7 separate regions of the Mus musculus genome follow, and all the other regions are linked to region 6. The links are chromatin loops, found by intact Hi-C in ENCODE. Cell type or tissue: heart. All regions are shown on one strand.

Region 1 (4,000 bases), 150 kb before region 6:
GTTCTCATGGAACAGGCTGGCCGAGGCTAAGTAGTTTGAGGATGATCTTTAACTCCAAATTTTTCTGCTTCTACCTCCTAAGTGTTGGGATTGCAGGCATGCATTACTATGCCCAGTTATGTGGCTTGGGGTTAAGCCTAGGGCCTTGCCCATGCTGGGCAAACACTCTCCAATCTTGCAAGTGATTTTAATACCTTGGCATTTAACAGCATGAAGAGGACATGGTCAGGAGTTGCCTGGGCTCGCCACTGCAAAATCTCTGCCAGGAACTGGTGCTAAAATCACAACGCAGAAGAAAGGACTCAGGGTCAGCAAGTTTCAAGGATTCATGTAATAGTTCCCATTGCACTCTGTGTTCACAGGGACGAGCCTGGCCGAATGGGGCTTACCTTCCTCACCAGGTCATTCTCTTCTATTTGGCCCAGGTCCCTTCCGGCAGCCTGTGCTATGCGTTTACCAGCAACCAGATTCCCAACCATCACAGAAGCAGGGCCTACACCTGCAAACCCAAACAAAACCAACCTGAGAACAGTGGTTCAAGTTACATACTCCCAAAGCATTTCCAGACTGGCCTACACTGGTTCAAAAGTTCATTCAGCAATGGCCAAGAGCCTGTATTCCAGTGAAAAAGGTACCAATATGTACACACTGTGGACAAAGCAGGGCAGTGGGAAGGACTGGAGAAAGATAAAATGGGGGGTGGGGGGAAGGGCACACAGGCAACGACTGAACTGAGATCTACAGAGACAGTTGCACTCCACAGTCTACAGTTCCTATGTCTCTCTACAAGAAGTTATCACCTACAGGATATAGACTGCGTTCATTAGACACATGAACAGTGCTGGGCAAGCAGACAGTTCGGTGGGTAAAGGCGTTTGCCGCCAGGTCTGATGATAGGAAGTCCGTCTGTAGGGCCACAGAGTGGAGAAGAAAACCCAGTCCTTCCTGCAGCTTGTCTTCTGACTTCTAAATGTATGTATGCCATAATGCGCGCACGTGTGTGTGTGTGTGTGTGTGTGTGTGTGTGTGTGTATCTGGGGGGGGGGAGAGGGAGAGAGAGGGAGAGAGAAAGAGAGAGAACTAGAGAGAAAATGTCATGCATACTGTAAAGAGGCTATGAGAAGTACTTTATTAAAAGTAAACAATGAGATGGGGAGCCCACGCCTTTAACCATCTGTGTTAGAATAAGGCAGTCAAGGGTCATGCGCAACCGTGACCTGCTACTGCAGTGAAAAAGTCAGCTGAAACAAGCAAGTGAAGAAAGGCTCACGTTTCTTTTGTACTAATTCAGCACCTTTCCCAATAGAAACATGAAACTTTCTTAGTATGGGTAGCGGGTCATGAGGCGTGCGATCTACTGTACAGTCAACGGGGAAAGTCCCCACAGAGCAGCCTGCTGCCAGCTGGATTCTGAGCAACGGTGGTGCTTAGAGCAGCCTGCTGCCAGCTGGATTCTGAGCAACGGTGGTGCTTAGTACGCAGTTCTTTCATTTGCAGCATCTGCACGACCTTAAATATACGGAAATGGCACCAGGCTCACTTTCAAAAGTAAATATCCAGGCGTGGTTCACTCACACAAGCTTCGCTAGCTGTCAGTGTTCTCAAACTGCTCTGCTCTCGGTCTCAGCCACGAGGCCTCAGGAGGCAATCCCAGAGAGAGCAACACTGGAGGCTACGGAGCTGGTCCTTAGGAGGGCACCTGTTGCTCTTTCAGGACCTGGGTTCAATTTCTAGCACCAATAGCAAGGCTCACAGCCATCTGCAACCCAGTTCCAGGGAATTCTACACCCTCTTCTGGCTACTTTGGGCACTGCACTATGTGATACATAGGAACAAATGCTGACAAAAATACACACAAAAAGAAATTTAAAGGAAAACTTAAAAGTCTACTGTACCTGTAAGAACATTTTAAAAGCATCTACTCTAACGTGACTTTTCATTGAAACACCCTTGCTCACCAGGAGACGGTGGGCATCTGTGTAATCTAGCAATGGGGAGGCTGAAGGCAGGGTGACCACGCCTGCCAGGGTGACACAGCCAGATCCTATCTCAAAAAACACAACAGCCATACCATTACTTAAAATATGATTTACTCACAGTAAATAAATGGAAGACTTTTAACGTTAAATAGGCTTGATAACTTTTAGCTTTTAACATTTATTTATTTATTTATTTATTTATTTAGGATTTTTCGAGACAGGGTTTCTCTGTATAGCCCTGGCTGTCCTGGAACTCACTTTGTAGATCAGGCTGGCCTCGAACTCAGAAATTCGCCTGCCTCTGCCTCCCGAGTGCTGGGATTAAAGGCGTGCGCCACCACGCCCGGCTTTAACATTTTTTAAAAGATTTATTTATTTATTATATGTAAGTATACTGTGGCTGTCTTCAGACACACCAGGAGAAGGCGTCAGATCTTGTTACCGGTGGTTGTGAGCCACCATATGGTTGCTGGGATTTGAACTCATGACCTTCAGAAGAGCAGTCTGTGCTTTTACCTGTTGAGCCATCTCACCAGCCCAGCTTTTAACATTTTTAACATAAGCAATGAGACTTAAGGTGTAGACACATTTGTCCTTGTGTTTCTTCAGTGCTGGGGATTGAATCCAGGGGCTTGCACACACTAAACCCACACTCTTCCAGCTAGCCACCCCCCACACAACATGCATGCCACGTTTGCCATAGACCTATGCAGATGATGTTCTCGAGACCCTCCTTCTGCAGTTTGCTTCATTTTTATGTTTATGTCTGTGAGGGAACATGAATATAGCATGTGTGGGAACCCAATGGAGACCAGAAGAGGGTATCTGATCTGCTGAGGGTACACCTGATCCGCATGCTCAGATCTGAACTCAGACCCTCTAGAAGAGCAAAATGAGTCTTTATCACTCAGCCACCTCTCCAGTTCCCATTTACGTTTCCTGAGTAATGAGGAAGACTGATTCAGACTCTTTAGAACAGGAGCCCCAACAACCAAGAGCCAATGAATGAGCACACAGAGCAGAATGCCAGCCTCCATAAACCTTCTGTTCCCACTAGCAGAACCCGCTGTTGCTACAATACGGTAGCTGATGCCAAGTGGTGTGGCTGGACTTTGGGATGGCAGTACCCGCAGTACTCAACCAGTACACTGTACTGGCATCTTCACACCAAGCTGCAGAGGGAGTTGTGGGCTCACCTCGGCTGCATCCCCGCACCCCTGTGCCTGCTGGTCACCTTTCAGCAAGGTCACCACACAAAGTGCATTCAAAAACCACTCTTTCTGCTTCATCTTCTTCTCTCAATGCATTTGAAGGCCTGGGGTACCTGGAGAGGCTGGATCTGAGCTCCAGTGTTTCCAGGCACACAGCAAGCTAACCAGACTGCTCACTCCCTTCTCTATTAATGGAAAGATGTCAGCACAAGCTAGTGAGATCAGTTCTAAGTCCCTTCCTCTTTCATTGAGTCCCTTCCTTCCAGCTAGCCACACCCCACACAACATGTATGCCACGTTTGCCATAGAAGTCCCTTCCTCTTTCATTGAGACAGGTTCTCACTGTGTAGCCCCGGCTGGCCTGGAACTTACTATGTAGACCAAGCTGGTCTTGAACTCACAGAGATTTACCTGTCTCTGCCTTCCAAACTGGACTGACATACATTTGATCAGAACTGGTTACTGGGAACCGTGCCTTAGCTTTCTCCCAGCCCTGGAATGTGAGTCTGTTTAGACATCAGGCAAGAAGGGGATTTGTGTATTTTTAATTTTCCAAGTGGCAGTCTGTATTCTTTTGCTTTATATCTTGAAAATAGCAAACACAAAGCATGCTGTTTATCTTCTATTTATAATCTAGAAAATGTCTGTTCTCTTGTAGGCCCACATCAAACTTCAACAGCTCCAAGGAATGAAAGCTAATTCTAGGCATGGGATTCCCACAGCAAATCAATACCTTACAATGGCACCAAGAGCTGCAGGCTCAGCTCTGTACTAATGAGCCACGTGACTTTGTCTTTGTCCCAGGGGAGC
Region 2 (4,000 bases), 420 kb before region 6:
ATTAAATGCCCTTTGTAAGAGTTGCCTAGGGGGCTGGAGAGATGGTTCAGTGGTTAAGAGCACTGGCTGCTCTTCCAGAGGTCCTGAGTTCAAATCCCAGCAAACACATGGTAGCTCACAACCATCTGAAGTGGGATCCAATGCCCTCTTCTGGTGCATCTGAGAACAACAGTGTACTCTCATTCATAAAAAAAAAAAAAAAATGTAAAAAAGGAAAAAGAGTTGCCTTGGCCATGATGTCTCTTCACAGTAATGGAAACCCTAACTAGACAGATGGGTTCTATTGTCCGAGGAAGCTAAAGCTAAAGGTGTAGGGAGAGAGAGTTGGATAAACATTCCGGAGATTTGGGTGAGGTCTGGCCCTACAGAGAGCAAAGGTCATGAACAACATCTATGCCAAGCCATCTGAGTGGAAAACAGGCATCCATCTCTTCCACTGAGGAGACAACCTGGTGTGATTGACATCCCTGGTTTCTCTAGTGCTTATCAGTGAGCATTTGTGCCCTCTATACAACATAAGCAAATATCATTTATTTTGGCTCAGTTACAGTCTGTTCTGGAAAGGAAGTCCGGAGCAGGAGCCTGAGGTACTGCCAGGCAGGAGAGGAGACAGTGACAACTACTTGTTTTCAGCTAACCACCCCACCCCAAGCCCACCCCAAGACAGGGTTTCTCAAAGTATCCCTGGTCCTATAGACCAGGCTGGCCTTGAACTTGAAGATCCCAATGCTGGTGTCAAAGGTGTGCGTCACCGCTATAGGACCACTTTCTCCTTTGTATACACTCCATGACCTCAACCCAGGAACTGACTGCCCCTGGTCTTCCACATCAACCTAGTCAAGATAATCCCCACCCCACCCCAGGTATGCATAGAGGTCTCAAGTTGATCCTAGCTCTGACCCAGAGGACAAATGTGAGGTTAACATCATACCCTATATAGCCAAGCTGAACCTTTTGTTTCCATGGCCCCAGAGCTGGAACCCCAGGTGTGCGCCACTATAGTCGGTGCGTTCTTTTAATCCCACCACACTAGGGAAGCAAAGGCAGGAGGGTCTCAGCATTCCAAGGCCAGCCTGGTCTACCTAGTGAATTCCAGGCTAGCCCAGGCTATATAGTGAAACCCTGTTTCAATAAATACATATTTTATACAGGATGTTAAGTGTGTTGCTTGTTGGGTGTGTGTCTCTGTCATCATCAGGATCAGGAAGAAACCCACCTCAAAGAAGTACCACAGCGGTCAGTGATAAAGACAGACCCGGACATTCTCCTCTGCCCCCAGGTGGACACTAAAGCATATAATACCACCACACTCATATACACATATGTACACATACAAATAAATCAATAGAAATGGCAAAAATTAAGATGGGTCATGGTGACACGTGCCTTTAATCCCAGCTCTAGTGAGGTAGAGGCAGGCAGATCTCTGAGTTCAAGACCAGCCTGGTCTACAGAGAAAGTTCCAGGACAGTCAGGGCTGATACACAGAGAAACCCTGTCTTGAAAAATAAAAATAAAAAAGTCAATAATTAATGAACAAATGGGAGCTTTTAGAAGAAAGAGAGATGGGTACGGTGGCACACACCCTTAATCCCAATATTCAGAAGGCAGAGGCACCCGGGTTCCGGGATAGCCTGGTCTACAAACCAAGGCCCTGGCCAGTCAGTGACACACAGACCCTGTCTCAAAAGTTAAAAGTATAAAAAAGAAAGGCCAACAAGATGGATCAGTGAATAAAGACACTTGAGTTCTCTCTCCCAGATATCCCAGAGATATCCTTCCTCCAGAAGGAAAAAGCCACCTCCACTCCGCAGGTGCCCTGTGACATGATGCACACATGCACACTAGTCTGAATGTTTGTTCCCGAGGAGGCCAGAAGAGGGCGCCGGATCCCCTGGAACTAAAATTTAAGAAGGTTGTAATCCACTGTGAGGAATCAATCAAACTGGTTCTTTGCAAAAGTACTAAGGGCTCTTAACCACTGAGTCATCTCTCCAGCTCCCAGATGGTATCTTTAAATGGCCGCAGACTTATGATGCGGTAAATGGGGACCAGCTGAGAGGTAGCTAGGTGAGTATAGTGTTTGCCTAGGATACAGGGAGTCCTGGGTTCCATCCCCAGCACTGTACACACCGGGTGTGGCGGCACATGCTGTAGCTTCAAAAAAAGAGACTCAGAACTTTAAGGTCATCCTCGTCTGTTGCATGAGTCGAGGCTAGCTCAAGCTACCTAAGACCTATGTACTCATCCCTGACTCACAGTGAGCTTTTGCTGTTTGATCTTCATCTAAGTGAGAGACTGCTCTGTTGCTGTTCTGCCAGGTTTCAGGAAAATAAAGGCAATTACAAGACTGGCCATTCTCCCAAAAAGCTTAGAACTTTGGTAGAGAAACCTGACAATGGAGAATGATTGTAGTGGGAACAGGAGAGAGGGTGCAGGGGGATCGGAGCCTGGCAGTCTGGCGTTTTTTAAAGGAACAGCTTCGGAAGACAGCAGAGTCGAGGCAGGCTCTTTAGTGTCTTTGTTTCTTTTATGAGATGGAGTCTTACTATAGAAGTCCAGGCTTGCTCGGTTATTATGTAACCCATCTCTGCTTTTAGTCCTGGCATCTCAAGTGGGGGGCAATAAACATAAGAAAACTACCTGAGGCAGCTCAGAGAGCAGTGTCGCAGCAGCAGCAGCAAACCCTTGGTGGGAAGGCCTGGGGCCTCCTGCTCTCTGGACTGTTGATGGTCTCTGTGCCTTTCACACTTCACTTGGGACATATCTATGGGGATATCTTGCACACAGTGGATGCACCTCATTTCTGTGGCTTTAGAGGTCCCTTTTGTTTAGAGGTGTGGCATGGGGGTCGGGGGTGTCTTTCTATGTAGCCTTGGCTGTGCCGGGACTCACTATGTAGACCCCGATCTGCCTGCCCCTGCAACCCATGTGCTGGGACTAAAGAGTACTTTCAAAACTAGCTTGTTTGATATTCCACCTTTGGATTCTTTGTCCATTTCTTGGATACATCATATTTGGAAGGGCATCCTCAGAAGTAGAGTTTCCCCTGTATAAAATGGAGACACTCTGTTATCCCTTGGTTTTCAACAGTGTGATTTAAGGCAGCAAAGGCAAAATATTGGAGGAGAGCTGGTGAGGGTCGGTGGGCATCTGAGAGCTTCCATGTGACCCATGGGGAAACCACGGGAAACTGTCCACGTTGTCCACCGTGGCATTCTCCACCCTGACCAAGTCTCCTTACTTCTTGGCTGTGTTAACTTTTGGTTCAGGCTCCTTAAGCTTTCCTGCGGTCCACACTTAAAGGAGGTGGTGGTGGTGGTGAAGGTTGGGTCTGTCAGGGCTGTTGGTGTTGTTAGTTAATACAGGTAAAGTGCTTAGGGCAGTCCCCTGCTGACCGCACTCTTTTTTTTTTTTTTTTTTCAGTTACTGCTTGCTTGTGCCTGCTGTTTCCTTAAAGACTTTAACCTTCTCAGTAGTCTTTGCCCTGAATCCCTTGGGCTGTTGCCAAAGGTCCTCCAGGCCCAGACTTGAGAAGAGAGGTGCAGTTCTAAATGCCGGAATGGAGTGCCAGCCTGAGATCCCCTCTGGTAGCCATTTGGTTCTGTTGTAGAACCTCACTGGCTGTCTGGCTTCGTTAGGCAATAATCTTGATCCGGTTCATTAGGGAGTGTGTTTATGCCTAATTTAGTATCGTTTGGTTTGGTTTTGTCTTTAGACGAGGCTTTGCTAAGTGGCCCATAGCAAGGTTGTCCACAAACACTAGCCCTTTCTCCACAGTGATGACAGGCATGAACAGTTCCCCACCCCCACCCCCGGACACAGACCTAAAAGGCAGTGATGACTGCAGCACACACGCTCTCTCGGTCTCTCGTGTTCCAGGAAGGGAAAGCAGAAGCTGCATCATCAATCAGCAGGGCTAGTGACTCAGGGAATCAGCTTCCAGAGAGCAAGAGGCATGGGCAAGGCTGGGGATTGTGTGTTGTGTGTTTGTTAACAA
Region 3 (4,000 bases), 88 kb before region 6:
ATTTTTAAAGTCAGATGATAAATACAGGAAGGAAATCACATTAGCACGCATGAGCTACGTTGTGAATATGCACAGGGAAAACGGTTTCAGGTGGCACACTGATCCTTCCAACAGGTTCCTGTTGGCTTGGGGATTTTGTTTAAGTTGGATTGTTTGTTTGTTTGTTTGTTTGTCTTTCTTTTCTTTCTTTTTTGGAGAGGCTATATAAAACTACAGATGTATCATCTATTGCTGTTTCTTGTACTGATCAAACAGCATAACAAATCACTCAAAGGAACATGATCTTTCCAAACTGTGTACTTAATGTTTTAAATGTTAAAAAGGACTGCAAATTCTTACTTAAAAGAGGAGACATTCAAATCTAAGTATTTTTAAATATCTTTCTCAAATATGTTTCTGCTTTATGTTTTTTTGATGTAACTAATTTAAAAGGAGAAAAATAATGTAAGTGAAGATAAAACATTGCCACGAAGAAGTGACAGGCAAGCCGGGCAGTGGTGGCACACGCCTTTAATCCCAGCACTCGGGAGGCAGAGGCAGGCAGATTTCTATGTTCAAGGCCAGCCTGGTCTACAGAGTTCCAGGACACCCAGGGCTACACAGAGAAACCCTGTCTCGAAAACAAAAACAAAAACAAAAACAAAAAAAGGTGGCAGGCATAAATCTGGGAAAGACCTGGAAAGAGCACATATCTCCACTCGGAATCAAAATCAGCTACAGGTCATCACAGGAAAAGGAAACATACACAGAGAAAGCCTTCTAATGAAAATGGGGTCAGCGGGTGTACGGGCCAGAGCACAAGTGAATGGGCACCAGAAACAAAGCCCACACAGCTCTCTTCTGAGTAATGGGCATGTCTCTGTCTTCATAGGAATCCAAGCTTCTAAGCCATCCCATTTCCTCTACGTCTAAAACTGTGACAATCGACATACTTTAATTTGTCAGAAATCAACCCAGACGTTCTATTTACAGTTTCAGTAAGTATACCCAGCACATGTCATACAAACATAGATTTATGTCAGAATAAACTCAGTTTGCGTGTGTAGTGCATCTGCTCCAACTTGACAAGACATTGTAAAAGCAGCCATGAAAGTTGGCCCACAACTATCTTTTTAGCATTCAGGAGGCTGAAGCAGGAGGACTGCTGTGAGTTTGAGATCATCCTGGGCTACAAAGACAACAAAAGCATCAGCAAGATGGCTCAGTAGCCACCATACCTCAGAGCCAGAGTCCAATTTCCAAGGCCCACATGGCAGAAGGAGAGAAATGACTTCTGCAAGTTGTCCTGTGATCCACATACTCTGTGGTACAGGTGCTCTTGTGTGCATACATGTGCGTGCAAACACACACACATACACACTAAACAAACAAGTAATTATAAAAAGAAGTTGTAAAATAAAAACCAAGAGTAAATCAGACTTCCAGGAAGAACAGTGAATCTAGCAGAACTTAGTGCAGGCCAGGAGCTCATCTTCCTGAACAATCTGTCACTATAAACTTATCGACTTTGATTTCTAGGTACTGCACTGAGACAGGCTGGCTGCAGAGTGCTGGGATTGCAGGTGTGTACTACTGTGTACAGCTAAAGCTTTTGCTGCACATGAAACCAGCTGTTCATGATAGAACATTAAGGGAATACCAAGGAAGAAAATGAAAGTGATATTGATTCTCTTAAAACTAAAAGCTATGGTCTATCAAACCAAATTATGTTTCTAGATAAAAGGTGACCCTCTGAGCAGAGTTCTCCAACACTGTAAACTTAGCTGTCTCTCCTACAGGAACTAGCAGTGAACATGGACTTGGGGTGAGAAGAAAGAAGTAGTCTCCGGGCAGGTCACAGATGCTGGAGATTTATTACACTCTGCCTGACAGTGCACCATTTAATGGATGAAACTGGAACAACACGACCCGGGCCTTATCAAGGGGAGGACAGAGGAGTCTGAGGGCATGGGAGGGCAGAGCACTATCTACCAGGCGGGCAGGCAAGATGCTGCCAGAGGTGGACCATCCCTATCCAACCACATCTCAGGAGTTACTTGGGGAGCCTCAATACAAGGCCCCATGATTGGGATAAAGTGTTTAATTTTACTGCCATGGCAAGAAAAAACTAAAAGCAACGGTGGAATCACTATATATAGCAACATAATAGATAATCTATAAATTAAAGTGAAAAACTCAGACCCTTAGTCTGAACAAATAACTTTCTCTATAGTAAGGACTAGATGGAACCTGCAGTGACTAGCTATAACAGAATTCTTTACCCTCCCGCTATTTAGTTTATAGACACGGGGGTACTTATAAAACTGATGTAACTTGAAAGGCACTAAGTATAAAGACTGGACTAGAGGCTGCAGCCTTACAAATGCAGTCTCCCCTCCCCGTGTGACTTTAACAGAGGTCACTACAGTGATGTTTTGGCTCTTCAGGCAGCTATGCTATGCGGAGCGGCCACTAGGGGTCAGCGGTTCCTTTAAATGGAGCGGTAGAGTTGTTACATGTCATCCCTTTTCAACAGTCATCATGCACACAATGTGCTCTTCTGAGCGTGGGTGAGTCTTCTATGTGTCTGCTGATTGAACGTAGTGACCCAAGCACAGCCCAGAAAGGAACAGCACAACGTTCCCACCCAGGAACACAGGAGACGCCAATTCAGTTCTTACCCCTGACGCTGCTGCCTGTAACTTCAGAGATATTCACACATGGAGGAGGAGCAGTGCCAAGCAAGGCAGCTCAGAGATGAAGCACTGGACAAAACATTCACTGCAAAGGTGATCAGAGCTGCCATGCTCTCAGCCGTGCAGTGAGGTAATGATCATCAGGGCTCATGGTTTTAACCCTGCATGCTCTTTGTAAACTTCACACATGTGTCTTCCCCCACCCCCACTTACCCATCCTAGCCCCCATCCCTGTGGTATTGCTGAAAAGGAAAAGAGCAAGGCTCTGTGACCCACATGACAGGAATTAAGTTTCAGGAAAGGGAGACACTGAAGGAGGACCTAGCTGGGCACACCTCTTTCCTCCAATGTGATGTTCATAGCAAACCAGTAAAGGGGTGGGAACCTTGATAGGGACAAGGAAGACTGCTGGGAACAGGTAGCTCACTCATAAACAAAACAGACCCGGGAAGAACAGCAGCTCAGCTCACCTGCTAAGCCCAATGGCAACAAGGAGGTAACACTGCAGCTCTTCCCACTCTCTGGCCCCCTCCTTCCCTTCCCACCTGTAAAGAGACAAGATCAAGGCTATACAGAACAGAGTATATGTATATATACTTGGTTGCTATGTAGTCCTCACACTCAGGATCCTCCTGCTTCAGCCTTCCAAGTGAAGGCATTACAGGCTTCCTAATCCATCTCATCTCATCTGTATAGTAACACTGACTGGCGATGCTTTTAACAAAGTAGGAGGTCCCTCACAGATGAGACATCAGAAGAGTGTGTCAACTGTCACCTGAGTCCTTATTCAAGGCCCCTGCTCTCCTCCTCACCAAGGACAGATGAAGCTGCCCAAGTCCTTCTGTGCCTTTGCTGAGGAGCTTAGGCCCTGGGACTTACAGAGAGCCTCAGGTCTCCTCACGTCTCTTCACGTCTCCTCGTGTCCGGAGAAAGAGGCCATGAGTGCTGAGTTCCTAACCTGGGAAGGAAGGGGTCAGCAGCCCTGATCAAGTCCCTACACAGATCCTGACCACAGATTTTTCTGGGCCACAGGACACCAGGAAAATAGCTGTGCCAGAGACTAAGGGAACATTTCAGGAACTTCATTCTGCGACTCCAAGAGTGTCTTGTGAGGCAAGAAGAATGGACTCCACCTTCAGGATACGTCAGAGGGGCAGGAAAAGAAGTGGGCTGAGCAGCAGGGCAGCATTAAGGGCTGCAGAGTGAAACTGGCTCGCAGTCACACCCAAAGGCCTTCAGTTTCGGAAGTGAATACAGGACCACTTGATGCCTGTGGGCTTTTAGACAATTCAGGGGGAAAAAGAAGCCCCGAGAGGAAGGACTGG
Region 4 (4,000 bases), 340 kb before region 6:
TTGAGACGGGGTTTGCCTTTGAAGCCCTGGCTGTCCTGGAACTCACTCTGTAGACCAGGCTGGCCTCAAACTCAGAGATCGACCTGCCTCTGCCTCCCAGGTGCTAGGATTAAAGGCGTGTGGCCCTGCCTGGCTGAGTAAACGTTTTTAATGTGCTGTACTGTGTAAACTTACTGCACCCAGAAGCCATCTTGGTACGCTTCTCCAGCAGTGAGATTAGGGTCCCCTTGGAGTTCTACCAGGCTAAGTTGGAAACGTAGTTATAGTTAGTTGGTTGAGATGGCCTTGCCTGCAGAAGCGTTGGTGTAGTTGAACTGATAGTTCCTATTGTCAAGTTAGAAAGTTCACACTGATCTGGTCACTTAAGCATAAACTGTTGAGCAAGATAAGGAGCACACACATAATCCCTGTACCAGGAAGCCTGAATGGGGAAGATTTGAAAGGGTTCGGTACCACCTATGCAATATAAGCAATATGCAATATAAGCAATATGCAATATAAGCAATATGCAATATAAGCAATATAAGCAATATGCAATATAAGCAATATATGCAATAAGCTTCATAAAGGCCCCTAGGGAAACAGCCAACCAGAACCACTGTAGGAATTAGTCTGTCCCGTGTATTCTAGCTCCTGTTTGATTGTTCTGAATTGTCCCTGCTTGTCCTGTCTTATCAGGCACTTGCCTGCAGTCTCAGAATTAAGGAGGACTGTTATATCGAGTCTGGCCTGGACTTCAGTAGTGATTTCTGAGGCCAGCCTACACTGCCTAGAGATTTTCTGTCTCAAGCAAACAAACCTCAAAAGTGCAGGCCAGGCACAGTGACATAACTGTAATCCCAGCATCTGAGAGGCAGCATTAGGAAGATCACCTTAAACTCCAGTCCAGCCAGGGCTATGCAGGGAGCCCACCAAAACCTAGATGGTCTCTGTTGGAAAGTTTCATGTCAACTCGGCACAAGCTAAAGTCATCTAGAAGAGGAAACCTCAATTGAGAAAATGCCCCAGGAGATCAGGTAGGCAAACCTGTGGGGCATTCTCATAATCAGTGATTGATGGGGAAGGGTCCAGCCCACTGTGGGTGGTGCCATTCCCTAGGCAAGCCATGAGGAACAAGCCAGTACATACCCCTCCGTGGCTTCTGCATCAGCTCCTGCCTCCAGGTTCCTGCCCTGTTTAAGCTCCTGCACTGACTTTTTTCAATGATGGGCTAGAGTGTGGAAGTGTTAGCCAAGCAAACCCTTTCCTCCCCAACTTACCTTTCAGTCATGGTGTTTCGTCACAGCAGTAGAAACCCTAACTAAGCCACTAATCTTTTCTTTCTAACTAATCTTTCTAATCAAGACTAATCTTTCCTTGCTAAGCATGTCGGCCACCGGGCAAAGCTTCATTGCTGGATCAAAAGTAAAAAGGCTGTTTAGGTCTCTGGCCTCTAAGGAGCTTCCTCATCTGCTCGTGAGACAGGCTGAGGGGCACAGCCACTGCTGTTAGTGGAGCTGTGTAGAGCCGAGCCATGCCAGCACCTTCCTCTAGAGCAGGGGTTCTTAACCTGTGGGTTTCGAACCCTTTGAATGGCCCTTTCACAGGGGTCACATATCATGTTTCCTGCATATCAAATATTTGCAACTCAAAGCAGTAGCAAGGTTGCAGTTATTAATTTTATATTTGGGGTCACCACAACACAAGGGATTGTATTAAAGGGTCAAAGTGTTGGGAAGGTTGGGAACAGCTGCCCTGAGAAGGTGACCACCATCCCTTTTATGTCTGGCAATTTTGTTGTATTTTATCAGGCGAAAATCGTAAGAAATTGAGAGGCCTCAACTATATCAGCTTGCTTTCTTAAAGGTCCATTTTTATTTTCTGTATATGAGTTCCTGAATGTGTGAACTTGCACTGCAGGTATGCCTGATACCCAAAGAAACCAGAAGAGGGCGCCTGAACCCTCAGAATTAGATGGTTGTGAGCTTTCAAATTGGTGCTGGGCTGAATCCTTTGCAAGAGAAGCAGTGCCCTTAACTGCCTCATCTCTCCAGCCCCCGAGGGAATCTCCTTATCTCATATCATTTCAATCCAATATTTATCTTCTGCCAAGAATTTACAGAATAAGTAAAACAACACACACACACACACACACACGTGCACACGGCCACACACCCACGGAGGACAGCCAGACCTAAGAAGAGGCAGCAGCTTACCTAGAGTCACGGCTCCCACCACACATCCTTGGGCGGCAACCCGCACGTGGATGAGATGAAGGGACATCTTCTGCTCTCTTCTGGAATTTAGCTTGTAAAGACCGTAGGACAGCACAGCCACAAAGCCTGCCATGCCTGTGAATTTAAAGATGAATTAGGGCGCTTGAGAGATGGCCAGTAGTTAAGAGCACTAGCTGCTCTTCCGGAGGACCAAGGTTCTATTTTCAGCACCCAGATGGCAGCCCATACCTATCTGTACCTCCAGTTCCAGGGGATCTGATGCCCTCACACAGACAGACAGGCAGGTAAATCACCAGGGAACATAAAGTAAAGATAAATTATGTATTTTAAAAAGAAACCCATTTGTTAAAAATCCATAACAAAGCTTATGGACTATTTTAAAACAGACATGAATTAGATTAACAAGAGGCGAGCATTCCCCTTAGCCAAATGAAAGGCCGTGCGTGTAAAGGAAGACAGACAAGATGTAGAATCAGTGACCTTCATCCATCACACTAGGGTCAGAAGTGAGGGTTGTGGGTGTTTTAGATTTTGGAACATCTGCATTACAATATGTCAAAAGCCATCTAGGGAAGGCTATATTAACCAAGTAAGTTTTCAGGAGATAGTCCACCATTTGCATGGCTGAGATGGGTGAGCTCTGAGATGCAGGGTCCTCAGAGACTTCCGCCCAGGATTGTTTCTCAATGCTGAGATGCCTTTCCTGTCACTGTTGCATGGCCTAATGATTCTGGGCATCAGCCCACCCTATTGAGTGATCTCCTGCAGGATCAATAGGAAGATGTACTTTCATGTAGTAATGCTGTGTAGGCGAACTGATGATTTCATAATTCCTAAATTAGTACAAGTAATTTTAAGTCCTCTATAGAATAAAAGCTGCAGATAGAGCTCTGTAAACCTTCATGTGTCCTGAGCTGATTGCACTCGAAAAAGAAAGCAGGCTTGGAACACATTTACAATCAAGGAAATCATTCCTTCTAGGCTAGGAACGAGGCCTCTTTCTGGTAACTCAACGTCAGAAGCTGGGAATGGACAACTTATTGTAGGTGCAAGGACAGAAAATAAACGATGAGCTAGTCTATCTATACAAGACTTCGAAGTAATGAGACACAAGGCAGATGGCTTGTCTCTTGACAAAACCGTGCTAACTTATGACATGAAAATTATTGCTTTAAACTTATAATGAACTTATGGAGCTAAGTGTGTTACTTCTGTGTGCCTGACTCTCTTCCTTTCAATCTGACTCACAAAGAGTTAACGAACTCTGAGCCTCTCACCTGATTAGTGAAAGGCCCTGAAAGTCAAAGAGAAAATGACCCAAGCAACTAACTTCTTTTCTTAATCCCCTGCTGCTGTCAGCAGGAATGAATCTCCAGAAAGGAGCAGCTTTTAGCCACAGAATAGCAAGAGAGAGTTAAATTTCCAGAAGCCATCAGCTTCCAGACCCCAGAACAGTGAGAGTCACAAGGCCAGAGATCATCTCTCCATCTGTGTCCCACTGTTTTCTAGCCTCACTTCCAGAGTTACAAGTCACACCTCAACCTAGACATTGCCTTTCTTCCTGAGTCACAACGTCCTGGTTCCCGGTCCTGTGCATGAAGGTAAGCATACATTTGATTCCTTGACAAAATCTGTTGCTTTTCCTATGGAGGCAGCTCAGCAGAGCCATGCATTACATCATCAAATCACTGCTGGACTCTGGGAAGCTGCCCTTACAACCCTGTGGAATGGTGTAAAGTGCCCTGCCCCCACTCATGCTCCCCATGGGGGTTAACCCCTCCCTG
Region 5 (4,000 bases), 110 kb before region 6:
GTAAAACAGGAAACAACCCAAATGGCCAAGCACAGACAAATGGATGGATAGACTATAGTCAGACTCAGCCATGAGCCGTCTATTGGGATGGATACAACATGGAAGAGTTTCAAAATACTTAGGGTGAATGAAAGTTAGCCCATCCCTCCTGCTCTACCTGTGCGTGTGCGTGTGTGTGTGTGTGTGTGTGTGTGTGTGGTGGTGGTGGTGGGGGAGACAAAACTGCATGGCTCTATTGCATAAACATCTAGAGAAAACACAAGCCAACACAGAGACAAGGAGAGCGAAGCAGTGGTTATCGGGGTGAGAGGAACGTGAAGCGCTCAGGAGACTGCAGAGATGGGCATTATCTTAACTGTGTTTCTATGTCACAACCTGGCAAAATACGTACCTACGTATGTGCTGTTAGGCTGTAGCTATAGCTACAGGCTTGGGGTGTGTGAAGACAGCACCAACTGTCCCCTCCAAAGTTACTTATATTATGTCAATCTTAATTGAATAAAACTGTAAAAATCAAATTTGAAAAGGCTTTTCAAATTTTGAAAAAGACTTAACTTGAAACTTGCTAAGACTTACAAGAATGAAAATGGCACCTGAAACAGACACCACCTGAAAGCAGAGACGTGCTGAGGAGCACTGAGTGGACGGGCCCTGGAGGACAGCGCCCACCAGAGCTGGAGCCATGACTCAGGAGTTAAGAACACTGGACGCTCTTCCAGAAGACGCAGGTTCAGTTCCCAGCTACCACATGGCAGCTCACAAGAGCCTGTAACTCCAGCTCTAGGAGATGGCACAGTGCATATATATATACATATAGCCAAAGCCCTCAGGCATACAAAACTTTAAAAAAATCTTTTAGAAAAGAAAGGAACAATAGATCCCGCCTCTGGGCCCACACAACAGGTAACAAAATTAGGTCTAGGCGAGTAAGCCACAGTGCACTGACATGCCGGATGAGCGTGCACTCTAACAATCACTACAAAGTAGCGCGACATCTCACTTGGGCATGGAGCAGGTGACTGCAAGCAAGCTCTTCACACAGAAGAGCCATTTCTCCTGCTACTAAATCTGTTGTGTGGTGCTAGGGACTGAAGGGGGGGGGGTGCTTCATGCTGAGCCTCATCCCCAGCCTAGGGATTCTCTTTCAAGTAACATTTAAGTGACAGAATGGCAGCTCTCAGGAGGTGATGGCTAGTTAGGTTTACCCTTCTGTGGTACTGTGCATATATAGGCAACTGTCAGGTGAGAGGGGTTTCCTGCCTGTGACACTTAGGGTTGATAAGGACTGAGTTAACCATTACCCACTGACAATGAGCATCTGGCTCTCTCCTGTCTGCAGACCCACTGCTCTCCCTATCTTGCAAACACGTACAGGCAACACAGCCTGGCAGGGCCGTCTTAGTGAAAGTCCTTGGCACAGGGTAAGGCACCGCAATCCCATACAACACCTCTGAGGTGGATGAAAACCAGCAATGTCCAGTGTGCCCCAGGGCATCATTCTTAGGTAAAGAAATGCAGAGGCTGAGATTAACACATTATGGAGAAAAGCTTTTCCTTGTCGTCCAGCCCATCCCTGGCAGGTAGGAACCTTGTCAGAGCACACGTCCACACACAGCTTCCCTCCACTTGGGGTCACCTGCCCTCTCTCACTGCACCAAACAATAACCTCACAGGCTGCAGGGAAGCCCGGAAACCGAAATAACTAAGTTAGTCTGTGGGTCAGCACTGTATTTATTTCTGTATGAATGAGCAGTGGCGTTACACAAAGGACCTCTATAAAGAGAGCTGAGGTCATCGCCTCATGACATCAGCACATGAGACAACTGCAGCACAGTCACTCAGGCAGTAAAGGATGGGGAAGGCCACAGGTGCTAACACTAGGAGTCACTGCACACTTAGAAAACTTGAGTTTTCTAATCCACGGCAGTTTAACATAGGCGTCAATAATCACATTTTAGGTTGACTGAGGTCTTATCTGAGAGTCATTTATGAAAAAAAAGACAAATCATTTTCCATGCCAACTGTTCTCATTGCTTCTAAACTGCATGACACCATAAATAAAGCCAAAACGTCCGCCCCCTTAAAGCTTTTCCTCCTTAAACCCGTTTGATCAGGCAGCTCTCAATTTTCATCCGGTTAGTAACCCAGGAGACTGTACCTCCCACAGGGAGAGCAGAGTGACTTGTGCCCCAGAAGTGAGCTCCACACAACACAGCACACGGACGTGTGGGCTGACAGTCAATGTACAAAGATCGAAGAGGACTGTGGTACACAGGAGGCTGTATGTGTGGGTGGGGTGTGCTTGCAGGTGTGTGTTTCTGGAGGCCAGAGGTTGACATGGGTTTGGTGACTGGCTGACTGGCTGGCCAGTGAGCCCTAGGAACCCACTTGCCTCCTCCGCACACAGTGCTAGAGTTACAGATGTGTACCACTGCACTCAGCCTAGGAAGGAGCTGGAGGTTCAAACTCCATTGAGCCACCCCAGCTGCCTGCGTTCTGACCATTGTATAATTGCCAGATGCTGACTTTAAAAATATTCAATGATGAGCAATCCCATCATTCCTCCTCCTCCTCCTTCTCCTCCTCTTCCTCTTCCTCCTCTTCCTCCTCCCTAGAATACAGCCTCTTAACTTTGGTCCTCAGGACTAGCAAAAGGACATAGCTAGATAAAACTATGTGATGGCCCTGAGTTAGAGGTTGCAGGTCCTGGGACACATTAAGTGGCTTCAACTACAAAAGGAGCAGCCAAGCCACTTTTGCTTGCTTGTTTGTTCTTAGACTGGGTTTCTCTATGTGGCTCCGGCTACCCTGAAACTTACTCTGTAGAGCAGGCTGGCCTAGAACTCAGAGATTTGCCTTCCACTGCTCCTGAGTGCTGGGATTAAAGGCGTGCATCACCACTGCCCCCAAAAGCGGCAAATTCCACTGCTAACAGAAGAAGCTAGCAGAACCTGAGGATATAGGTCTCATACCTTCCCTCTCTGGAGCAAAGTACTTGTACCTGGGTATATGCAGGACAGTTGAATGAGAAAACCAAGATCTATCACACTGGGGGGCTGTGTGAGATAGCCTGGAGGGACCTCAACATCTCGGGGTTTGTTTTTTTGTTGTTGTTATTTTGTTTTTATTATTATTATTATTATTATTTGTTGTTTTTGTTTTTTTGTTTTCAAGACAGTGTTTCTCTGTGTAACGCTGGCTGTCCTGGAACTCACTCTGTAGACCAGGCTGGCCTCAAACTCAGAAATCCACCTGCCTCTGCCTCCTGAGTGCTGGGATTAAAGGCGTGCACCACCAGGCCCAGCTCCTCAAAATGGGAGAGATTTTCTACTTGCAACACAGATGTCCCTAATAGCACATAGAGGTGTTTTGAATCCTATTCAGAAGTCCCTAGAACAGAAGGTAAAGGGACAGGGAACCTGATCACTCTGCTCTGCTGAGTCAGGTCTTAGAAGAGAGGACTGTATCTTTGTTATGAAATTATTAACACCTGGAATGTGATCAAGAGCATTATGGTACAAAATTCTTGAAGGTTCCACAAGAACAGAGCACGCACATTTAGAAATATAGAGGCTTGCAGTAGACTGCAAAGGACTATGGTTCCATTCAACAGTGAACAACTGTGATTTGGTTAGAGAGCTGCTAAGTTCCCGGTGGCAGTGACTTTTATGAAAGGCCTGCCAAACAGGTTCCCATTCCTTGAGAGCCTTCTCAATTCTTTGATGGGCTCTCTCTTCTAACCCAGAGCCATGAGAGCAGCCATTTACTCTGAAGCCACAGTGCCTTGTCAGAGGCTGGGAGAGGGCTGCGTGTCACACAGCTCCCCGCCCTTTGCCATTTACTGAAACTGAACCTTCAGCTATTCTGCAGGGAATCTGCCAACACGGACGGCTACAAGACTGAGAGCCCCCTTTGTGCCCAGGACCCATCTTGTACACTGCACAAATGTGGAAGGGAATCCATCCAAGACTCTGAATGAGTAGGCCTCAAGTATGCACCA
Region 6 (4,000 bases):
AGCCTGAACCTACAAAAACCAGCAACGGAAAGAAGGAACTCACCAACGTCAGCAAGTCGGGACAAAGGCTTGAGTGGGGGAGGGGGCGAGGCAAAGTTTTTCTGTCAGAACAGTAATTATGAAGAAAACATTAAAAAAAAAAGGGAACGAGATTAGTTCAAAATATGCTGCAGATGTCACAAACACTACCACAGATCTGGGGATCCCTGATTTATTTTTATAACTTGAACTCTGGATAGCATCTTCCTACATCTCTAACCAACCATCTGTGTACTTGAAGCAGGACAGACAGATGGCCAATACGCTGACACTGCAGGCTCAAGGTTCCTCAACTGCTATTTTCTTCTAGAGTGCAAAGACATAAGATGCAGGACAATGCAGTACAAATCCTTAAGAGAGAAATTTAAACTAAGTCGTGTGCCAATCAAAGTATCCTGCGTGGAAGAATAACCAATTCACTGGTCCTTAAAAAAAAACAAAACATTTAAACCCTGGCATTCCCAGTTTCTAAGACTTTCACACCTTTTCAGGGAGTAGGGTGAGCTAGTCAGTAGTGGAACCTAGAAAGAGCCTTCCAAAGATGTCTAGAAACACCAAGAGCTGTAAACAATAATCGTGTGGAGCAGATCCATACCAAGGGGAGCACCCAGGATTTCCCTTTCCCGGTGAAAGCAATCAGGTCCTATTTTTAATCTCCCCCTCATGCAAACATCCAGGGAAACCTCCCATTCTGGCTAATGAAAGCTATAGCTGATTTGTTACTGAAAGTAAATACAGAACTGTTTTAAAAGATCTGAATGGAATTCGTCACACTCGGTGGCAACACTTTCACAAGAAGATGACAAGAAAAAAACAAAACCTTAAGGGAAATATATTTTAATAAACTACTTCAAATGTTTTTTTTTTTTTAAATCTGGTAAATATTGTAACCAAAGGTATCACCGGGCAAGCAACCCAAAGGTTTCCTATCTTCCTAAACGCTTCCCCACTGATTAATTGAAAAGTAATATGTTGATAATTGCATGCAGGTGAAAAGATCACCACCCTACACATTGGGAAAGCCTTAAAGGGTTATTAAAATTAATTATTTCCTTCAATCGAGTAAGATCTGTGACACTCAAACGCACTTCTGGCTTTTCACTATAAGTGATTCTCAAAAAGGTTTGAAAAAGCCCAGTGTCGTGACAAGTTAACAAAAAGTCGGAACTAGAACGCTCCTGGGAACTTGATCACATTCCTTACTCTTTTCCAATCAACAGTTTTTAGTGAACTTGAAAAATACTGGGGAGGGTCTTTGGCAAGGAATTCAACAATATGCAACTCTGGAGACATCAGCGAAGTGTACGGAAACCAAGCGCGGAGAAAATGCTGCTTTTGTTCAGAGGCCGCCTGCGATAAAAACAGGAACTTTACAGAGAAGCTGATCTCCACAGCACATTCGCCTGACCACATGCCCACAGCCGGCATTGAGGTCCTCATTGTTATCCAAGGCACTTCTCTTGTAACAGAGCCCAGATTTAGTCCATGTTTGAAATTATCTACACAAACCCAACCCTCCCTGTACCAATCCATTGTCAAAAGAAAGAGGGTGCCGGCCAGGATTTGCATGTACCCGGTAGCCACCTCTACAAAGACTCCAAAAGGTGACCAGATAGGAAAACCTAGACTGAATGCAGGTGGCAAGAAAAGCCTGCTGCTCCCAAGGACAGAGGCGGTCTAGAGGCAGCGGATCGGGGGGTCTCTGGGTTAGCGCCACCGCTTCCGACCTCCCTCGGACCCTCAATGGCTCCCCCGCTCCTTTCTCACGCCTGTCACTGGTGAGGCACCTCGCATTGTTAGAGAAGCAGGAAGACGTGCAGCTGCGGCGTCCCCCTGCGCCTCGTTCTGAAGCCGGAGCGAGGGGACAGGCGAGCGGCCCTTCGGGAGCAAGGCAGCAGAGGGGCAAGGTGTCAGCCGGAGGGCGCAGCTTTGTCTCCAGCTGACCCGTCCCCGGGTCCTGCGGGGCCCCCCAGGGACAACAATGAAAGCCCAGCCGCGCTTCGCGGGTGGGGAGCGGCGAGCCCCGCCAGCCCAGCCGCCCACAGGCCGCCGCCCGCTCGCCCGCTCGCCCGGCCCGCCGCGCGCTCGCCTACCCTCAGACAGCTCCAGCTCCAGCTCAGCCAGCTGCGCCCGCACCTCGGGGGGCAGCGCGGCCACCGCGGCCGGCGACGGCTCCAGGCCTCGCTCCGCCATCGCGGCTGCGCCAGCCACACTCCGGAAGACGAGAGGGGGCCGAAGGAGGGACGGACTGACGCGGGCCCACACCCCGGCTACAGGATCCGGCTCCAGCCGCCGAGAGCCGCCGGCGCTGCCGCTGCCGCCGCCGCCGCCGCCGCCATGAGCGAGGGTCACGTGAGCGTGCGGCCCCGCCCCCCGGCCTGGAGCTCGTCCCGCCCCGGAGACGCAGGACGGGCGTGGCTACAGCGCCCTCTACCGCGGATCTTGGAGAGCGCAGGCTGCCGTCGCCTGCTCTGCTCTCCTTGGGAAGATGCGGCACCTGCTGCATATGACGCCTACCTTCCACAAACTCTCAAGCAAGAGGACTCCGGGACGTTGCCCTTACTTCTTCCAGTCCCTCTCACTCGGGAGAGCATGCATCTGTCATGTCTTTTCCCCCATTTTCCCTGATGGACCTGCCTACAGGCCACATCCTTCATCTACCCCAGATTCTGGATTATGCCTGCCAACAACTCTTTGATTTCTTTTTCGGTGCTTCTTGTAATCCCAGCACTCAGGAGGTGGAAACCGGAGGATCTGAAGTTCAAGGTCATTCTCTCCTCAGTGAGAGCCAGCCTGGGCTACATGAGACCTGTCTCAAAACACAAGAAAAAAGATCACAGTCGAACTTGCTTCATCTTGCCTTGACTCCTAAAGACTTATAAAAAGAACTTCTGTGGGAATAGGGGTTGGGGACATGGTTTCATTGTTACAATCGCTGGCTGCTTCTGCAGAAGGCCTAAGCTCAGTTCTCAGCACTGGGCGTCTAATGCCAGCTTGAGGACCTCTGCAGACCTCTACACACACGGCTACATACACCGCATTCGGTATAATGGTGCACGCCTTTTATCCCAGCACACAAGAGGCAGAAGCAGGCTAATCTCTGAGTTTGAGGCCAGCCTGGTCTACATAGTGAATTCCTATTCAGCCAGGGCTACACAGTTAAGACCCTGTCTGGAGGAGCGAGGAACGGAGAGGGGAGGGGGAGGAGAGGAAGAGGAAGAGGAAGAGGAAGGGGAAGAGGAAGGGGAAGGGGAAGAAGAGGAGGAGGAGGAGGAGGAGGAGGAGGAGGAAGAAGAAGAAGAAGAAGAAGAAGAAGAAGAAGAAGAAGAAGAAGAAGAAGAAGAAGAAGAAGAAGAAGAAGAAGAAGAAAGAAAGAAAGAAAGAAAGACATCTCTTTATGCAGTCTTGCCTGACCTGGAACTCTCTACTCAACCGACAAAGGACAAAGATCCACTTTCATCTGCCTCCTTGCTGAGTGTTGGAATCAAAGACGTGCCCTAGCTTGATGGGGAGTTGGGGATAGCTTTTTTTTTTTTTTTTTTAGCCACCTCAGTATGTAACCTATATGTAGTCCAAAAGTACTCATTCTAGTTTAGTATATATAAGGAAGGCCAAAAAAAAAAAATCCCTGTATTCTTTTTCCCCTCTTTTATTATTATTATTTTCTTTATTTACATTTCAAATTTTACATTCCTGTATTCTTACCAAAAACTATTAAGATCTTTATTTTACATTGTAACTTTTGTGTTTAGTATTGAAATTTTGTCACAGGGAGACAACTGATTTATGATTTTTTTCCCCACTGTGTGCATGGGGGGGGGGGGGGTGGCACACACAGCCTGAGGGGATCCTAGTGTCTCTTTCTTTCCAAGGTGCTCCAAAATGGAAGCTGGGGATGTTAGAAGCAGGGAGCCCAGGAGTCAATCCCCAACATTACATAAACTGAGGAGCTAAATTCAAA
Region 7 (4,000 bases), 270 kb before region 6:
AGGTGTGAGTGTGTGTGTGTGTGGAGGTATGAGTATGTATGTGAGTGTGTGTGTGTGTGCGTGTGTGTGTGTGTGTGCCTGTATGTGTGTGTGCATGTGTGTGAGAGAGAGTGAGAGGTGTGAGTGTGTGTGTGTGTGGAGGTATGAGTATGTATGTGAGTGTGTGTGTGTGTGAGAGTATATGTATGTATGTGAGAGAGTGTGAGTGTGTATGACAGTGTGTGAGTGTGTATGTGTGTATGTATGACTGTATTATGTGGGAGTGTGCATATGTGTCAGTGTCACCTCCCTACAAGTTCTCAAATCAATAAGCTGAAACATTAAGATTATCACACTTCAAGTTCAGCTTTGTTCAAAACAAACCCATTTAACCTGATAGTCACAAGTACAAAGAATTTCTTCAGACTACTAGAAAGGCTCAAAGTGGCTGTTGCTCTTGGCTGCACAGAGTTCAGCTCCCTGGCTGTAACCCCTGTTCCTACCTTTGTCGTGAACAGGTTAACATTATTTCCTCCGCACCTTTCTCTTTTCTAGCCTGGAGAGATCAGTCGTCTTGAATGCTTTGTTTGTTTGTTGTTTCTTTCTGTTGGGTGGATTTTTTTAAAGTTTTTGTTTGTTTTGATTTCTGATAAGATTTTCCTATATAATTCAGGCTGGCCTTGATCTCCGTGTATAGCCCAGGCTTGCCTTCGCATCCTTCTCACCCTCTGAGATCCTGAGACTGTCAGTGGGTTTCTATGTGTGGTTTGCCACACCCAGCTCTTGATGTTTGTAATTGTTACAGAGTTCCTGAGGGTGATAAGCTCCCATCCACACATGGTCTCTTTCCAGTTTGCAGTACTGCAAATGCTTCTTTAATGATCATCCTTGGGGGGGTGGGGGAGGGGGTGCTGGAGACATGGTTAAGAGCACTGACTCCTCTTTCAGAGGTTCTGAGTTCAAATCCCAGCAACCACATGGTGGCTCACAACCATCTGTAATGCTATCCAATGCCCTCTTCTGATGTGTCTGAGGACAGCTACAAGTGTACTCACATACATAAAACAAATAAATCTTAAGAGAGAGAGAGAGAGAAAGAGAGCACCCTTGGGTGGACGTGTTTTACATATGTGTAGCTATAGATGAATCTCTAATAGAGATAGTGCATTCACTTGATGTTTTGATGTTTCTCAATGAGGCTTCCAAGCCCCTTCCTGTATGAGGGGGTCCTTACCAGATACCCCCTCCCTGCCCCCAGCACTATAGACTGTGAGTCTCTGAGACTGTCCGAAGCAAACACGGCCTTACAGTCTGTCTCATGATTGTCTGCTTTAGTTTATACTCTGGTTCCTGCCCAGTTGCTCATCTTTTTCCCTGACCCATTTCAAAACACAGAACCAGTATCCTTAGTGACCTGTAAATTTTGCTTGTTTTATTTTGGAGACATGGTCTCTGTGCATCGCTGGCAACCGAGCCCTCGAGCTTCCAGAGATCCACCTGCCTCTGCTTCCCATTGCCTGCCGGGACTTGGAAGGTTTTTTTTTGTTTGTTTGAATGAGTGGGTGACCCCTCAGCTGTTTCTGGGAGCTTCTTTACCAAGTTTGACATCTAAACTCTCCACAGGCTCTTCCCCCTTTGGCAGTTTAGAACTTTCTAGATTCTGATTTGTCAGCCCTTACTCTCTTTTGCAAAATTCTTCTGGAGTCATTTGGTATTTTTGTTTTGTTTTGCTTTGTTGTTTGTTTGTTTGTTTGTTTTGGTTTAGAATCCACCCGAAACTGATAGGAGCACCCTCACTCCTAGCTGCAGCTAGCCAGTCCTCACTCCTGCCACTCACCGGCTTCAGCACTCGGCACACCTCACGCAGAATCTTCTCCTGGTTCTTCACCGAGCACAGCACCAGGGTGCAGACCACCACGTCCACAGAGCCATCGGTCACCTGGTGCATGTCCTCCCCGGCTGCCACCACGAAGCGCTCGAACTGCAGCTGCCGGTTCTCTGCGACGCTCTTGAACAAGAACTTCTCGAAGTTGGGGTTGGGGTCGATACAAGTGACCCTGCACCCGGGGGGATAGAACTTGAAGTTGGCTCCGGTGCCGCAGCCCACCTCCAGCAGAGTCAGCTTCCCCGAGGGGCCGGCGAACTCCTGCAGATTGCTGAAGAGCTCCCGCTTTTGGCTCGCCATCTGCTCATTGTACATCACGGAGAATCGCTTCAGGAAGTAGGGAAAGCACTTTTTGCATACCCAGCTCCACAAGCCTAGAAGGTTCAGCAGAAACATGGGAAGCGCCAGGGTACAGACCACCAGCCGCAGGGCCAGGACGGCAAGCGTCATCTTTGCGAGTAGAGGAGAAAGGGCTACTGCTTCCCCAGAAGTGTCTCCTGGGGAAGGAGAGCGCAGGCTCCTGGCCTCGCTCCAGAGCCAATCAGAGAGGAAGGAGGCGCCGGCTGAGCGGGGGGGGGGGGGGGGGGGGGGGGGGGGGAACCAAAATAGCAGAGCCGGGTAGGGCTCCGATTGCGGCCTGACTCCCACACCGTCCATCCCACCCCCACCCTAACCCCACCGGCCGGCTAGCAGTTGGCCGGCTCAGTGATCCAAGACTGCCACCTTCCCCCCCCACCCCCCATCCCTTTGGAAGGTTGCAGCCTGAACCCTGACCCTGGTCCTGCCTGGCTTTGTTTGGGTCTGGAGGCTGCAGCTAGTTTCCGGCCGCGGTTGGCTAGTGCACAGTGTGTACTTTCGCATCACCCACCCAAGCCTTTTTTAGGAAGAGGAGCAGGTCAGCGCACCAGGGAAGATGGCAGCCGAGACCCCTTTTCATCGCAGGCTTATTCTTCCCTTCTCCTCTTCCCACCACACACCGCCCCAAAACCTGTTTTTGTGTAAAGGAAGTGAAAGGAAACCCTGCCAAGACTCACCCAACAGTTTCTCAGTTCCCATTCTGAACTGAGCCTTTCATAAGTTAATTATTCATCTGAAGGATCTTTGCTGTGTCACTGTTTTGAGCTGTTTGACAGTTTAAAACGCAACTGCCAATCTTATGCTTGGTTATTATGTAACTCCGCCCATTTAAAGTAGAGGTGCTCAGGATAGTCCCCGTTTGGCTTCTGATGGGCTTTATAAAATAGCTTCAATCTCCAGTCTTTTTGGTTGGGGTTTTTTTCTGGGTCTTGCTCCTTAGCCCCAGCCGGCCTTGAATTCTCTTGATCCCTCTGCGACTTCTCAAGCAGCGCTGAGATGGCAGATCTCTGTCACAATGCCCAGCTGCACTGATTTCGGGAATTGTTTTTTGAGTCATAAATTCACAAAGAAGATAAATTACTTTTTAAATTGTTTGCTTCCATATTTCACATATGGTCTTACAGGTGGTAATCGAGTTAAGAACTGTCAACGTGATTCTATGATTCTACATAAGACTTGAGTGCTTTTGATGTGTGAATGACAGTGGGAACAGACATAACTAGAAGATTTAGGAAACTATTCAGAATCTTCAGCGAGTCAGATCAAGAAAGTCACTGCTGGTTTCCAGAGGAGATGGACCTGAGGCTAGCATAGCCATCTGATATTCATATCAGGTGTCGGCAGCATGCAGAGGGGAAAAACTCATATCCTGAAACAGGAGTGGTAGGCACTGGCTGAGCTGGGTTCTGTTTTAATTCTTGTATTTGGAGGTAGAATAGGTGATACTGAGGGGTTTACACAAGCCAGGGAAATACTCTGTCACTGATCCCTAATCCAAAAAGAGGTGTGTATGAAGGTTTTAATGTCTACTCATATTTAATATACCCTACACATATGCTAAAGTCTACTCATATTTTATATACCCTACACGTGTTACAAATACAACAGCCTGGCCTGGTGGCACACAGCTTAATCCCAGAACTGACAGAGGCAGGCAGATGTTATGAGTTCAAGGTTAGCCTAGCATGTACAGTGAGTTCCACAGTACTCCTCTCAGGACTATAGAAGAGAGAGACCTGTCAAAAAAAACCCAACCAACCAGGAACATTACACCAACTA

What was found. A loop is a pair of places that touch in the nucleus more often than their neighbours do. Peaks named below come from ENCODE experiments on the same cell type or tissue, not always from the same donor. Only the 100,000 strongest peaks of a DNase experiment are listed, where the experiment ranks them.
Region 1: it touches region 6 in a loop (2.3-fold over the local background); 12 of 42 quality-filtered maps call a loop at or near these places.
Region 2: a loop joins it to region 6, with 4 times the contacts of the local background. A loop is called at or near these places in 14 of 42 quality-filtered maps.
Region 3: it touches region 6 in a loop (6-fold over the local background); 37 of 42 quality-filtered maps call a loop at or near these places.
Region 4: a loop joins it to region 6, with 2.6 times the contacts of the local background. A loop is called at or near these places in 11 of 42 quality-filtered maps.
Region 5: a loop joins it to region 6, with 3 times the contacts of the local background. A loop is called at or near these places in 4 of 42 quality-filtered maps.
Region 7: a loop joins it to region 6, with 2.4 times the contacts of the local background. A loop is called at or near these places in 9 of 42 quality-filtered maps.

Annotation. Positions count from the first base shown.
Region 1 is chr15:100,186,531-100,190,530 of GRCm38, reverse strand. It overlaps Dip2b (disco interacting protein 2 homolog B), which reads right to left. Exons shown (of 38, transcript NM_001159361.2): 24 at 390-499; 25 at 195-275. Among named protein-coding and RNA genes, the nearest start is that of Atf1, 39 kb to the left of the region's middle. In heart, a CTCF peak has its summit at 1,791 (motif pointing left); a DNase peak (open chromatin) is centred at 240.
Region 2 is chr15:100,461,800-100,465,799 of GRCm38, reverse strand. The region is part of intron 1 of 5330439K02Rik (a long non-coding RNA gene); the gene reads left to right. It also overlaps a transcript of Letmd1 not described here. Among named protein-coding and RNA genes, the nearest start is that of 5330439K02Rik, 4.6 kb to the left of the region's middle. In heart, CTCF peaks have their summits at 137 (motif pointing left) and 1,872 (motif pointing right); no DNase peak of the experiment used is centred here.
Region 3 is chr15:100,125,400-100,129,399 of GRCm38, reverse strand. The region is part of intron 2 of Dip2b (disco interacting protein 2 homolog B); the gene reads right to left. Among named protein-coding and RNA genes, the nearest start is that of Dip2b, 89 kb to the right of the region's middle. In heart, a CTCF peak has its summit at 2,448 (motif pointing right); DNase peaks (open chromatin) are centred at 2,479 and 3,919; H3K27ac peaks cover 677 bases.
Region 4 is chr15:100,373,209-100,377,208 of GRCm38, reverse strand. Methig1 (methyltransferase hypoxia inducible domain containing 1) reads right to left here. Exons shown (of 4, transcript NM_001024672.3): 3 at 2,196-2,330. It overlaps Higd1c (HIG1 domain family, member 1C), which reads right to left. Exons shown (of 4, transcript NM_001002900.1): 3 at 2,196-2,330. Among named protein-coding and RNA genes, the nearest start is that of Higd1c, 11 kb to the right of the region's middle. In heart, a CTCF peak has its summit at 1,912 (motif pointing right); no DNase peak of the experiment used is centred here.
Region 5 is chr15:100,143,447-100,147,446 of GRCm38, reverse strand. The region is part of intron 4 of Dip2b (disco interacting protein 2 homolog B); the gene reads right to left. Among named protein-coding and RNA genes, the nearest start is that of Atf1, 82 kb to the left of the region's middle. In heart, a CTCF peak has its summit at 1,878; no DNase peak of the experiment used is centred here; H3K27ac peaks cover 219 bases.
Region 6 is chr15:100,037,042-100,041,041 of GRCm38, reverse strand. Dip2b (disco interacting protein 2 homolog B) reads right to left here and starts at 2,378. Exons shown (of 38, transcript NM_001159361.2): 1 at 2,133-2,378. The coding sequence starts at 2,232. In heart, no CTCF peak of the experiment used is centred here; DNase peaks (open chromatin) are centred at 31, 171, 1,651, 2,341 and 1 weaker place; H3K4me3 peaks cover 2,703 bases; H3K27ac peaks cover 2,182 bases.
Region 7 is chr15:100,303,161-100,307,160 of GRCm38, reverse strand. Mettl7a1 (methyltransferase like 7A1) reads right to left here and starts at 2,344. Exons shown (of 2, transcript NM_027334.3): 1 at 1,817-2,344. The coding sequence starts at 2,314. In heart, no CTCF peak of the experiment used is centred here; DNase peaks (open chromatin) are centred at 2,390 and 2,780; H3K4me3 peaks cover 1,675 bases; H3K27ac peaks cover 998 bases.